Linked DNA regions of Homo sapiens: all the other regions are linked to region 2. The links are chromatin contacts, found by Hi-C or POLR2A ChIA-PET in ENCODE. All regions are on one chromosome and are shown on one strand. The core of a region is the stretch at or near the end of the contact, and the rest is flanking DNA. Distances in the headings are between cores, read along the strand shown.

Region 1 (2,826 bases), core at 262-2,761, 87 kb after region 2:
GAAGCATGAAGTGAGATACGTTTTGCTGTATTTGTAGCACTGGTTTCTTAGGCCAAAGGAATCAGGTTAGTGTGATAGACAGTGTCCACCAAGGACACCTTTTCTTGATGACCTGTTGCTTTTTTTTTTTTTTTTTTTTTTAAGACAGAGTCTCACCCTATCACCCAGGATGGAATGCAGTGGCATGATCTTGGCTCACTGCAACCTCCACCTCCTGGGTTCAAGTGATTCTCCTGCCTCAGCCTCCCAAGTAGCTGGGACCTACAGGCACCTGCCACCAGGCCTGGCTAATTTTTGTATTTTTGGTAGAGACGGGGTTTTACTGTGTTGGCCAGGCTGGTCTCAAACTCCTTACCTCAAGTGATCTGCCCACCTCGGCCTCCCAAAATGCTGGGATTACAGGCGTAAGCCCCTGTGCCCAGCCAGGAATGTCCATATTTAGGTTCTCTCAGTGGTTGACACTGTGTACCTCATAAGTGAGAATGTCTAGTCTGTCATTTCTGAGCAGGAAGGAGACATCATAGGTGATGATTAGATGGCTTCCTCTTTTCTCATCTTTAGTGTCCACTAAATTCCTTTTAAAAAGATGTACAGAAGTGTTTCAGACTCCATTGTACTTCAAGGGGCCAGGCGCAGTGGCTCATACCCATAATCCTAGCACTTTAGGAGGCTGAGGCGGGAGGATCTTTTGAGACCAGGAGTTAGCCTGGGCAACACAGTGGGACCCCATTGCTATTAAAAAAAAAATTAGCCAGTTTTAGTGGCACACACCTGTAGTTCCAGCTACCTGGGAGGCTGAGGGGAGGATCGCTTGAATCCAGAGGGTCAAGGCTGCAGTGAGCTGTGATTACACCACTGTAGTCCAGCCTGGGTGACAGAGTGAGACCCTGTCTCAAAAAAAAAAAAAAACAAAAAAACAACAAACAAAAAACAGTGCTTTAAAAAAATTCCCAACAGGAATTGAGTTTGCCATGATTGACACACCAAAAGTCCTATTAATTGAATCATGGCCAGAAGAAGTCATGTACCCTCTTCTTTATGACTGTTGCTGGATGATGTCTAGTGGCTGTTCTTCTAATTTTTCTAGTCTTGGCTATGATCCTTTCCTTCTACACCCTTTTGGTTTTAGAGAGCAGACTAACCCAGCTCTTCATACTTTCTGCAGGGGACAGGCAAATGGTATGAATTACAAGACCTCCAGGTGACTGACATCCTTCCCCAGATGATCACACTGTCAGAGGCTTACATTCAGGTGGGTTGGCCACAGGCTTAGTGAGCCACAAATAGGTGGCGTATGGGGCCAGTGAGAGGAGTGGGCCAAGGCAGGAAGAGGGATAGAGTTAGGACCTTGGTTGGAGGGCCAGGTACCTATTGGGAAGTACTTAGTAGTGAGTTGGGGGCAGAATGTATGGCCCTGAAAGTCAAGCAGAGATTTTCAGAAAAGAAGTATAAGGAAGTGTAGAAAATGTATGAGTGAGCAAAGAAAGTTGCGATTATGGCCAGGTTAGTTTTGCAGAAGTGTGCGGTCTGGTTTCGAGGAGGAAGAACCTAGACTCATCAGGGAGGCTGGCTAGAAGTCGACCACGAAGTGCTCCCCAGAGCCCCAGGCAGCTTTGTGACCCCACAGCGCTTTCTACTTGACGTTTGTTTTAGTGCCGGCCATATCGCTTTGCCTGTCTGTCCTCTCCATTGGATTGACCCATGGAGCACAGAGCATCTCTGTCTTCTCTTTATGTAACTGCCCTAGTACCTGGCAAAAGAAGGAAGATTGAGACAAAAGCCATAGCTTTGTAAGAAGAAAGTGATACCTCTCCTTCTAGAGATAACTTTTTTCTCCTCAGTGGCTGTAGCCACTGTAGCAGATTTCCAAATGGGGTATAGCAGATTTGTAAATGGGGTGACAAGTTGTCCATGGCCTGGCACAGAATAGGTATTTGATAAGTGTCTGTTGACTGAATGCCTCCTAGACTTCAGTTTGTGTTTTCATTTCTTACAGATTTGGAAGAGGCGAGATAATGATGAAACCAACCAGCAGGGGGCTTGAAGGAGGCGTCTAGGGCTTTGCTCCCAAGGGCTGTGGCTGATGATGGTAAATAAGAACACAGAAGCTGTAGCTGAACACAGGCTGGCTGGTGGGCTTCCTAGGCCAGCCCAGCTTGTATGGGTTCTGGCTACACCAGAGCACCAAGAGCCCACTTGCCTGGGATGGCCCCACACTGTCACTCAGCTGTTCTTTGATCATTTTTTTCTAGATTGATGCTCCTTTCTCCCATGCATTGAGCTCCCATCTAGCTTCAGCAGGGCAGAACCCTTCTCCAGATGTGTGTAACTTATGTCTTGAGTATCTGGGAGTAGTTGAAGAACAGATAATTCCTTCCAAACATCAAGCCTTGGGATTCTTGGAGCAAGCAGAAAGCCAGTAACTTCGCTCTGTTAGAGGTGGAGGATTTTCCTATGGTTCCCCCCATTTCCTGATTTGTATTTTTAGATGGATTAAATAGTCTCCTGTTTTTAAACCAGCCTCTTGTTTTATATCTTTTCCTTTGGTGGTTGGCTGAGGAAAATATTTTCCTTTTTAATCTTCACAAACTCTCTACCCTACAGTCTGACATCTGGTGCACATCACGCTCGCCCTTTCCTGTCAGCTTGTGGGTGGTGTGTCAGTTAGGATGCATTTGTTTCTAAGTAAAAAAATACCTGAGTCAAGGGGATACATTATTATTGTGCTTAACTAGAGGGCCAGAGGTGGGCAGTTTCCAGCTGCAGTGCAGGAATGAGTAAGGGAAGAGGAAAAAAAGGAAATAGGAAGCGCTTCTCACTACAGTG
Region 2 (2,700 bases), core at 12-2,511:
CTTCTGGGCAACTTCATGCCACAAGCAAAATGGGTCACTGCTGCCTCGCCTCTACATATCATATAGCATTTCTAGCTGGGTACGGTGGCTCACACCTGTAATCCCAGCACTTTGGGAGGCCGAGGCAGGCGGATCACCTGAGGTCAGGAGTTTGAGACCAGCCTGGCCAACATGGTGAAACCCCGTCTCTACTAAAAACACACATACAAAAAAAATAAAAAATTAGCCGGGTGTGGTGGTGGGCGCCTGTAATCCCAGCTACTCGGGAGACTGAGGGAGGAGAATCGCTTTAACCCGGGTGGCGGAGGTTACAGTGAGCCGAGATAGCGCCATTGCACTCCAGCTTGGGCAACAAGAGCGAAAGTCCGTCTAAGGAAAAAAAAAAAAGCATTTCTGGCCACCAAGTAAATCCTAACTGTAGGAGACAAAGCAGGTTTAATCCTAAACTTCGCAAAGACCTCTTCTTTTATACCAATGTCTTCAGCTCTGAGGAAAAGGGAGCTAAGTCTACTTGCAACCAAAAAATAGAGATTGTCATTCTCCACTCTCAACCAAATTGCTCCCACCCATAAACTGGACTCACCAAAAAGAAAACGAAAGACAGCTAAGCTTGCAGGGTCCGTTGGTCGATTCAGCAGGGTCACCAGCCTCCGCCAACTGGACAAATCTGTCCACTCAAAACCCAAGAGTTTCCCTATTCGGCTGTCCTGCCTGGGCCCTGAGATCAGTTCAGCCTTGTCTTTCTGTACTTTATCTGCAATCAATAAATGGAGAAAATATGTGTGCGGGGGTGGGCTCCACCTCAAATCAAAGAAATCACTGCACCAACAGCTCAGAGCTTCCGCCCACCCGGGTCGGCTCAATGAGGTTGCCTCAATGATCTGACTATAGGAAACATCCCTGCAGTGCAGCCCCCTCTCCACGATCCCCTAATGTCCCAGAACCCCTCAGACTACAGTCCCCTAACCGCAGTGTTCCCGAATGTCATCATCATTCAGAAGCCGCAGGCTGCAAATGTCTCACAGCACGCCCCCTTCCCCACAGAGGACCCCCCCCCCGCCTCACCGGGAGACACTGGGCGTCCTCCCGCCCCCGCCCCTCTGAGACCAGCGCTCCTAGGAACTCTCCGCCGGAGGGCGGGGTCCTAAGCCTACCTGAGCTGGGCGAGGTCCGCGCGGACCCGGCAGACACCGCCATTGCTCTGCGGAGGAGGCAGGTGGGTCACAGCTGCCGCGTCTGAACGGAGGCCGCCAGGAGAATTTGCTTCCCTAGGCTCCGCCTCCCGACGCGTCAGCGGCTGTGCGGCCGGCCGCAAAGCGCCAGCACTGTCGTAAATACTACCCACGACCGGCGGCGCCGGATTCCTTGCTTGGCGGCAGGGGGCGGAACAAGGAGCCTTGGAGCGGGGCAAAGGTACCCCTTAGTGCCGTTGATCTCCAGGGGCATTGTTAGACTCGCCTGTTATGCCTTCCGAGGGGGCCTCTGCTTTTTAAACACTGAAAAGAGTCTGAGTTCCCCAACTTCCTTGGGTCCTCCCCGACCCCATTAGTCCTCTCCGTCCCTGCGTCCCTGCGGTGCTCTCTGGTGTGAGGGATCGGGCGCAAAGGGCAAACTTTTTGTCAGAGTGACGCCGAGTTGAGGACGCGCCTGGAAATGTTGCCTGGGTTTTGAGCCATTGCACGACCCCTTCACTTTCTTTTCCAGGACCTGCAAAGAACCGAGGTTTCAAAGCAGTAGGGGCCGGGCACTGCTCTCGCTTGTAATCCCAACAGTTTGGAAGGCCAATGCGGGAGGATCGATAAAGAAAAAAAAAAAAGGCAACAACAAAAAAAGAAAAAACACTAAAAAAAAAGTTAGCTGTGTGTCGTGGCGCGCTCCTGTGGTTTCAGCTACTCGGGAGGCTGAGGTGGGAGGTTCGCTTGAGCCCAGTAGTTCGAGGCTGCAGGGAGCTGTGATCGCACCACTGCACTCCAGCCTGGGGGACACAGTGAGACCCCGTCTCAAAAAAAAAAAAAAAAAAAAACAAGCCGGGTGCGGCAGCAAGCCTGTAATCCCAGCACTTTGAGAGGCCAAGGCGGGCGGATCACTTGAAGTCAGGAGTTAAAGACCAGCCTGGCCAACATGGTGAAACCCCGTCTGTACTAAAAATACAAAAATAATCCGGGCATGGTGGCGTGCGCCTGTAATCCCAGCTACTCGGGAGGCTGAGGCAGGAGAATCGCTTGAACCTAGGAGGCGGAGGTTGCAGTGAGCCAAGATCGCGCTACTGCACTCCAGCCTGGGCGACAGAGTGAGACTCCGTCTCAAAAAACAAAAAACGAAAAAGAAAGAGAAAGAAAAGAAAAGGCGGGAAGAAAAGAAAGAAAGAAAATTAAAAGCAGCCAGGGAAACAGGAACAACATAACTGAAGAGGGGATACAGAGCAAGGGCAGTGAGTAGAGTGTGGCCCATCAGGGAAGGTTCTCAGAGGTGAGTCTGGAGCAGAATTAAATACCTAAATCTCTCCACTGGGATTAGCCAGCAGGAAAAGAAGAAGGCATCCCAGAGAAGCGGTTCTCAAACAGTTGGGTCTTGGGAACCATTTACAGTGTTAGAAATTATAGAAGACCCTAAAAGCTTTGTTTATGTGGATTATATCTTTCAATATTTGCCGTATTAGAAATTTTTTTGGCCGGGCGCGGTGGCTCACGCCTGTAATCC
Region 3 (2,743 bases), core at 57-2,556, 110 kb after region 2:
TGTAGGGGCCCTTCCCCTCAGGGAAGACCATCTCTGGCTGTGCTATTGAGCTCAGGGCCATGACCTGCTCCCAGCCAGGAGGAGCTGGGACTTCCCAGGCACCCAGGCCTCCTCCTCAGCCTGGAAATGGCCCCTTTAGGGGGCTCAGCTCTTCCCTGCTCTGTCCCTCATCTCTTGGGCCCCAACCTTCATCCAGGATCTGGGCATCATTACCTGGAAAATGGCCTCCTTGGCCATCTTGTTAAGGATGTGGACGATGTCCTCACACTCTTGGCATAGGTCATCCTGGGGAGGGAGGGGCCCCAAGGTGGAGGACACATGAGTGGGGGAGGCTCCCAGCTCCAATGGGGAGGTTCTCTTAGGAAGAGGCCAACAGAGCACTCCAAGGCACATGCAGCTGCCCACCAGCCCAACTTGTCCCATCTCATCCATATCAATTTATCCCATCCATCTCTTCTATTCATCCATCCCAATCCATCCATCTTTATTCTGTGTCATCCCATCCCATCCCATCCCATCCCATCCATCTTTATTCTATGTCATCCTATCCTATCCCTTCCCCTCCCATCCATCCCATCCCATCCCATTCATCCGACTCCATCTATTCTATGTCATCGTATCCCATCGCATCCATCCCATTCCATTTTATCCTATCTCATTTCATCTCATCCCATTTCATCTCATCCATCCCCTATGGGGGCTCCACTCTCCTCCTGCCCATCCAGAGCCCACCCAGCACCCTTCATTTCAGACCCCCAGTTGCCATGCATCCTTGGTGGTACTCACGGCTCCCACATGTCCCCAGACTTCCTGTAGGCAATGCCCTAGGGCTCTGCACTGCAATGCTTGCTCCAGGCTTTGGCACCAGAACTCAGGGCCCTGGGCACAGGCCAAGGATGAGGTGGTCCAGGCAGCTGTGGTTTGGGGCCAGAGCAACCTTAATCAGGATCCAGGCTACACACCTGGCATCATGATTTCACCCACCCTCTAGACCCAGTTTTGCTGGGAGTGTGAGGCCATTAAACATGTGGACGTCAGACAGCTCTGGGTTCCACCTGCTCCTGGACCCGCCAGCTGTGTGACCTTGGATAAGCTCTGAACCCTCTCTGAACCCCAGCTGCCTTGTCTTTAAAATGAGGACAGACTTGGGTTAATGCCTAGCACAAAGCAGTGCTCAGTGAGTGGTGGAGCTGCCTAGGAGAGGGGAGGCTGGGGGAGACTCACCAGTGCCTGGGCCACAGAGCGTGGGCAGCAGCAGCAGCAGCCACTGCAGCAGGTGTGACTCAGCCATGGCACCTCTGCAGCCTGGGTACCCTGCTTGGTGCATGGCCCCTTATAGCTGGGCGGGGCGTGGGGGCTCTGTAGGAGTGGCAGCGACCTCAGTGTTTGTCTTTGCTCTGAAGAGCCCTCCAGGTGCTTGATCCCACCTTTTCCCAGCAGGAACACTCCTGCCTGCCTTACCACCTGTCCTGGCTGATGGCCTGTTCCTGCCTCCTTTGCCCCCTGCCCAGACTCCCATGTTCCTGGACTTGTGGCTTCCTCCAACCAGGGGCTCTCAAGCCTCCATACCTGGTCCCACCTCTCCAGGCCGTGGGAGGGAGGTTGAGGAGGGTGGAGGGCATCTGGTTGGGGGCAGCCTGGGTGTTCCCCTCCCATCCCCTCCCTGGGCCTCCCAGGCCCCCTCTACTCTTGAGCAATGCTCTTGAGAGCTTCCTGCCTGGCTCTTAACCCAGGGCAAGCCCTGGAAGGGCAGACCCAGGACACTCTCACCACCTCCTTACCTTTTCCCCTGGAAAAATCTTCTGGTTCTATGGACACATGGTTTGCATTAGTCAGAAGAGCATTTACACAAAACAGAAAACAAAATACCCTGAGTCAGAGACAAGATTTCTGTGGCCCTGGAGTGGCTCCCAGACAGCCCTATACAGGAGGTGCTGCCCATGGCCCCTGGGGACCCCTCCAGGGTAGGGGCTGGGGCATAGCTGCGATGGTTCAGCAGAAAGAAACTGTCCTCTGCAGCTGCAGGGGCTCTCAGGCAGGGCCCCCACTGGCAGAGCACACTGGAGAAAAAGCTCACAGGCTGAGGGAGACAGAGGATATCTTGAGTGGAAGAAAGAGAGCATTAGCACATTGCCACCACCCCAGCCATTGTGATCAATTTATCTGATCTCTGCAGGAGCCCTCTCCCTAGTGGAGGCTCACAGGCCTCTATACTCGGGAAGCACTACAGTGCTTTTGTGGGTGGACGGGCAGGAATTAGTACCATGATGAAAAGAGATGGGGCTGGGTGTGGTGGCTCACTCCTGTAATCCTGGCACTTTGGGAGGCCGAGGAGGGAGGATCCTTTGAGCCCTGGAGTTTGAGACCAGCCTGGCCAATATAGTAAGACTCCATAACTACAAAAAAATTAAAAAATTAACCTTGTGTGGTGGTGCATGTCTCTGGTCCCAGCTACTCAGAAAGCTGGGGCAGGAGGATCGCTTGAGCCCACCAGGTCGCGGCTGCAGTGAGCCATGATTGCACCGCTGCACTCTGGAATGGGAGTGTGAGGCCATTAAACATGTGGCCATTAAACATGTGACTGAGCTGAGGGTGTCCTGGCTCCTGGTCCCTGGGATGGGCAGTCTCCTGACACCATGTTGGCCAGGTAACACTCTGTCTCAAAAAAAAAAAAAAAAAAAGAATTAGATACAAGGTGGCTAATGCCACACTCAAGGTTACCCAAGGATTTATGTAGTTTCTG
Region 4 (2,700 bases), core at 145-2,644, 67 kb after region 2:
AGAAAACAATAATCCTACTTCACCAAGAAAATGATTAAAAAATCATAAACACAGGCTTATTGGGGAAAACATGTATAAATTGTAAGGGGCTGGGCATGGTGGCTCATGCCTCTAATCCCAGCACTTTGGGAGGCCAAGGTGGCAGGGTCCCTTGAGGCCAGTAGTTTGAAATCAGCCTGGCAACATAGCGAGACCCTGTCTCTATTTAAAAAAAAAAAAAAAAATTAGCTGGGCACAGTGGTGCATGCATGCCTGTGGTCCTAGCTGTTTGGGAGGCTGAGGTGGGAGGATCCCTTCAGCCCAGGAGTTCGAGGCTGTTGGAGAAGTTTGAGGACTTTGAAAAGTGCAGGCATTACAGGTGTGAGCCACTGCACCTAGCCTTGGATCACTTCTAAAGTTAATTATTTGTATTTTTTTCTTGAGTTATTGGGCCTTACAGACTCCTTTCCTATTGGTTCGTCTTACTGAGCTTTAAGAAATATATGATAAAGTTCTTCCCTTTTCTGTTGCATATGTTGCACATGTTTTCTGCTAGTTCTTATTTGGCCTTTAAATTTTTTAAGTGATATTTTTGCCATGAAGAATTGGACAAAAAACTGTAAAGGCATATTTTTTACATTCAGTGTCTGCTCTTGGTGTCATGCCTAGTCTCTGGAAAGGTCAAATTCTTAAGTAGAGAGACTTTTCATCAGATCGTTCCTCTTAAATCCTCTCATGGCTGCGTGAAAACTGATTTTTTTTTGAGATGGAGTCTCGCTCTGTCACCCAGGCTGGAATGCAGTGTCACAATCTCAGCTCACTGCAACCTCTGCCTCCCAGGTTCAAGCGATTCTCCTGCCTCAGCCTCCCGAGTAGCTGGGACTACAGGTGCGTGCCACCATGCCTAGCTAATTTTTTGTATTTTTAGTAGAGACGGGGTTTCATTGTGTTAGCCAGGATGGTCTCGATCTCCTGACTTCGTGATCTGCTCGCCTCGGCCTCCCAAAGTACTGGGATTACAGGTGTGAGCCACCGCGCCCTGCCGAGTGAAAACCATTATAGGATGGACAGATAGAATTTGGATTTGGTCAGAGCTGTTAGTCTTGGCTTTCTGATGAATTTTAGATCGCATAGGAAGTTCTCTTTATAAAAATAAATGGATTAACAAACCCTGTGTGATGATGTTTCCACTAAAATAGGGTTGACTGGACCAGATCATCCATCTGGAGGGTGGATAATTCTTCTCTGAGGATGACCAATATTATTTATATTGTTGCTGAGGCCAGAGTGCAACCTTTTCTCCACAAGATAGACAACTGAGAATTAGGATAAACTTTGTCCATCCTCTTGTTTTGAGAGTAAATCTCTCTTTTTAGTAATTATTCTACAAACAGGAAGTCCTTGTTTCTTTAGCTGAGCTTAGCTTGTCGGGGCTTTCCTAATCCCCTCTGTGGTTAAAGTGCTCTCTGTGTTCTGAGTTGTCTTCCTTAGAGGTGCCTGGGTTATTACATTTAGCAGAAACCCTTCTAGCTGACTCCCTGAATGGATGACCTTGTTTAAGAAAGAAATGTGTTCATGGTAAGCACAGTGCTGGTCGGGAAGGACCTGTGGGGATACTGCATTTTTATTTAGGGTGTCTTTGGTCCTCTTCCTCCCAGTTTCGTTTTGTTTTGTTTTTTTGAGATGGAATTTTGCTCTTTTTGCCTAGGCTGGAGTGCAATGGCGCGATCTTGGCTCGCTGCAACCTCTGCCTCCCGGGTCTAAGTGATTCTCCTGCCTCAGCCTCCCGAGAAGCTGGAATTACAGGCACTCACCACCACACCCAGCTAATTTTGTATTTTTAGTAGAGACGGTTTCACCATGTTGGCCTGGCAGGTCTTGGACTCCTGACCTCAAGTGATCCGCCCACCTTGGCCTCCCAAAGTGCTGGGATTATAGACGTGAACCATCGCGCCTAGACCCCTCCTCCCAGTTTTGTAGCTCAGGCTGATGAGCCTGTGTTTCTTCCTGAAATTAATACGGCTAGTTTTTATCTTTCTGCTTAATGAGATACAATTTGTTTTTATTGTCCTAAACCTTTTGACCATTTTCTCTTTCTCTTTTTTTTTTTTTTGAGACGGAGTTTTGCTCTTGTTGTCTAGGCTGGAGTGCAGTGGTGCCATCTTGGCTCACTGCAACCTCCGCCTCCCGGGTTCAAGTGATTCTTCTGCCTCAGCCTCCTGAGTAGCTGGGATTACAGGCGCGTGCCACCATGCCCTGCTAATTTTTGTATTTTTAGTAGAGACGGGGTTTCACCATGTTGGCCAGGCTGGTCTTGAACTCCTGACCTCAGGTGATCCTCCCACCTTGGCCTCCCAAAGTGCTGGGATTACAGGCATGAGCCACCTCGCCTGGCCGACCATTTTCCGTCATAACAGAGTATATTTACTTTTTAAAAAAAATTTTGGCTGGGCATGGTGGCTTAGGCATGAGAATTGCTTGAACCCTGGAGGCAGAGGTTGCAGTGAGCCAAGATCGTGCCACTGCACTCCAGCCTGGGGGATGGAGCAAGACTCGGTCTCCAAAAATAAAAAAAAAATTTCAGTAGGTTTTTGGGGAACAGGTGGTTTTTGGTTACATGAATAAGTTCTTTAGTGGTGATTTCTGAGATTTTGGTCACCCATCACCCAAGCAGTGTATACTGTACCCAGTGTGTAGTCTTTTATCCCTCACCACCCCCCA

Evidence for each region. A loop is a pair of places that touch in the nucleus more often than their neighbours do. ChIA-PET counts read pairs that join two places held with the same protein, here RNA polymerase II (POLR2A). Pooled maps may share reads with other maps.
Region 1: a loop to region 2 is called in a pooled map, with 2.5 times the contacts of the local background. The contact joins the enhancer-like site here to the promoter of GGCX in region 2. A Hi-C loop is called at or near these places in 1 of 168 maps with a recorded cell type or tissue (naive thymus-derived CD4-positive, alpha-beta T cell) and 10 of 50 pooled maps. POLR2A ChIA-PET finds 5 or more read pairs at or near these places in 9 of 52 experiments (B cell, CD4-positive, alpha-beta T cell, HepG2 and 5 more).
Region 3: a loop to region 2 is called in a pooled map, with 2.2 times the contacts of the local background. The contact joins the promoter of SFTPB here to the promoter of GGCX in region 2. A Hi-C loop is called at or near these places in 3 of 50 pooled maps.
Region 4: a loop to region 2 is called in a pooled map, with 2.6 times the contacts of the local background. The contact joins the enhancer-like site here to the promoter of GGCX in region 2. A Hi-C loop is called at or near these places in 22 of 168 maps with a recorded cell type or tissue (B cell, CD4-positive, alpha-beta T cell, CD4-positive, alpha-beta memory T cell and 10 more), 23 of 37 single-sample maps with no recorded cell type and 29 of 50 pooled maps. POLR2A ChIA-PET finds 5 or more read pairs at or near these places in 40 of 52 experiments (AG04450, BJ, CD4-positive, alpha-beta T cell and 31 more).

Annotation. Positions count from the first base shown.
Region 1 is chr2:85,646,765-85,649,590 of GRCh38, forward strand. It overlaps USP39 (ubiquitin specific peptidase 39), which reads left to right. Exons shown (of 13, transcript NM_006590.4): 12 at 1,166-1,252; 13 at 1,997-2,519. The coding sequence ends at 2,044. Among named protein-coding and RNA genes, the nearest start is that of SFTPB, 20 kb to the right of the region's middle. Within about 2 kb of position 1,512, at least 7 of the 41 ENCODE cell types and tissues checked have a DNase peak (open chromatin) inside an H3K27ac peak, as active enhancers do; they include B cell and PC-9, where a contact is called at or near this core.
Region 2 is chr2:85,560,232-85,562,931 of GRCh38, forward strand. GGCX (gamma-glutamyl carboxylase) reads right to left here and starts at 1,262. Exons shown (of 15, transcript NM_000821.7): 1 at 1,155-1,262; 2 at 584-754. The coding sequence starts at 1,197. RefSeq lists an enhancer at 1,236-1,465.
Region 3 is chr2:85,666,893-85,669,635 of GRCh38, forward strand. It overlaps SFTPB (surfactant protein B), which reads right to left and starts at 1,307. Exons shown (of 11, transcript NM_000542.5): 1 at 1,225-1,307; 2 at 787-914; 3 at 214-285. The coding sequence starts at 1,291.
Region 4 is chr2:85,627,422-85,630,121 of GRCh38, forward strand. All of the region lies in intron 5 of USP39 (ubiquitin specific peptidase 39), which reads left to right. Among named protein-coding and RNA genes, the nearest start is that of USP39, 13 kb to the left of the region's middle. Within about 2 kb of position 1,395, at least 2 of the 41 ENCODE cell types and tissues checked have a DNase peak (open chromatin) inside an H3K27ac peak, as active enhancers do; they include B cell and GM12878, where a contact is called at or near this core.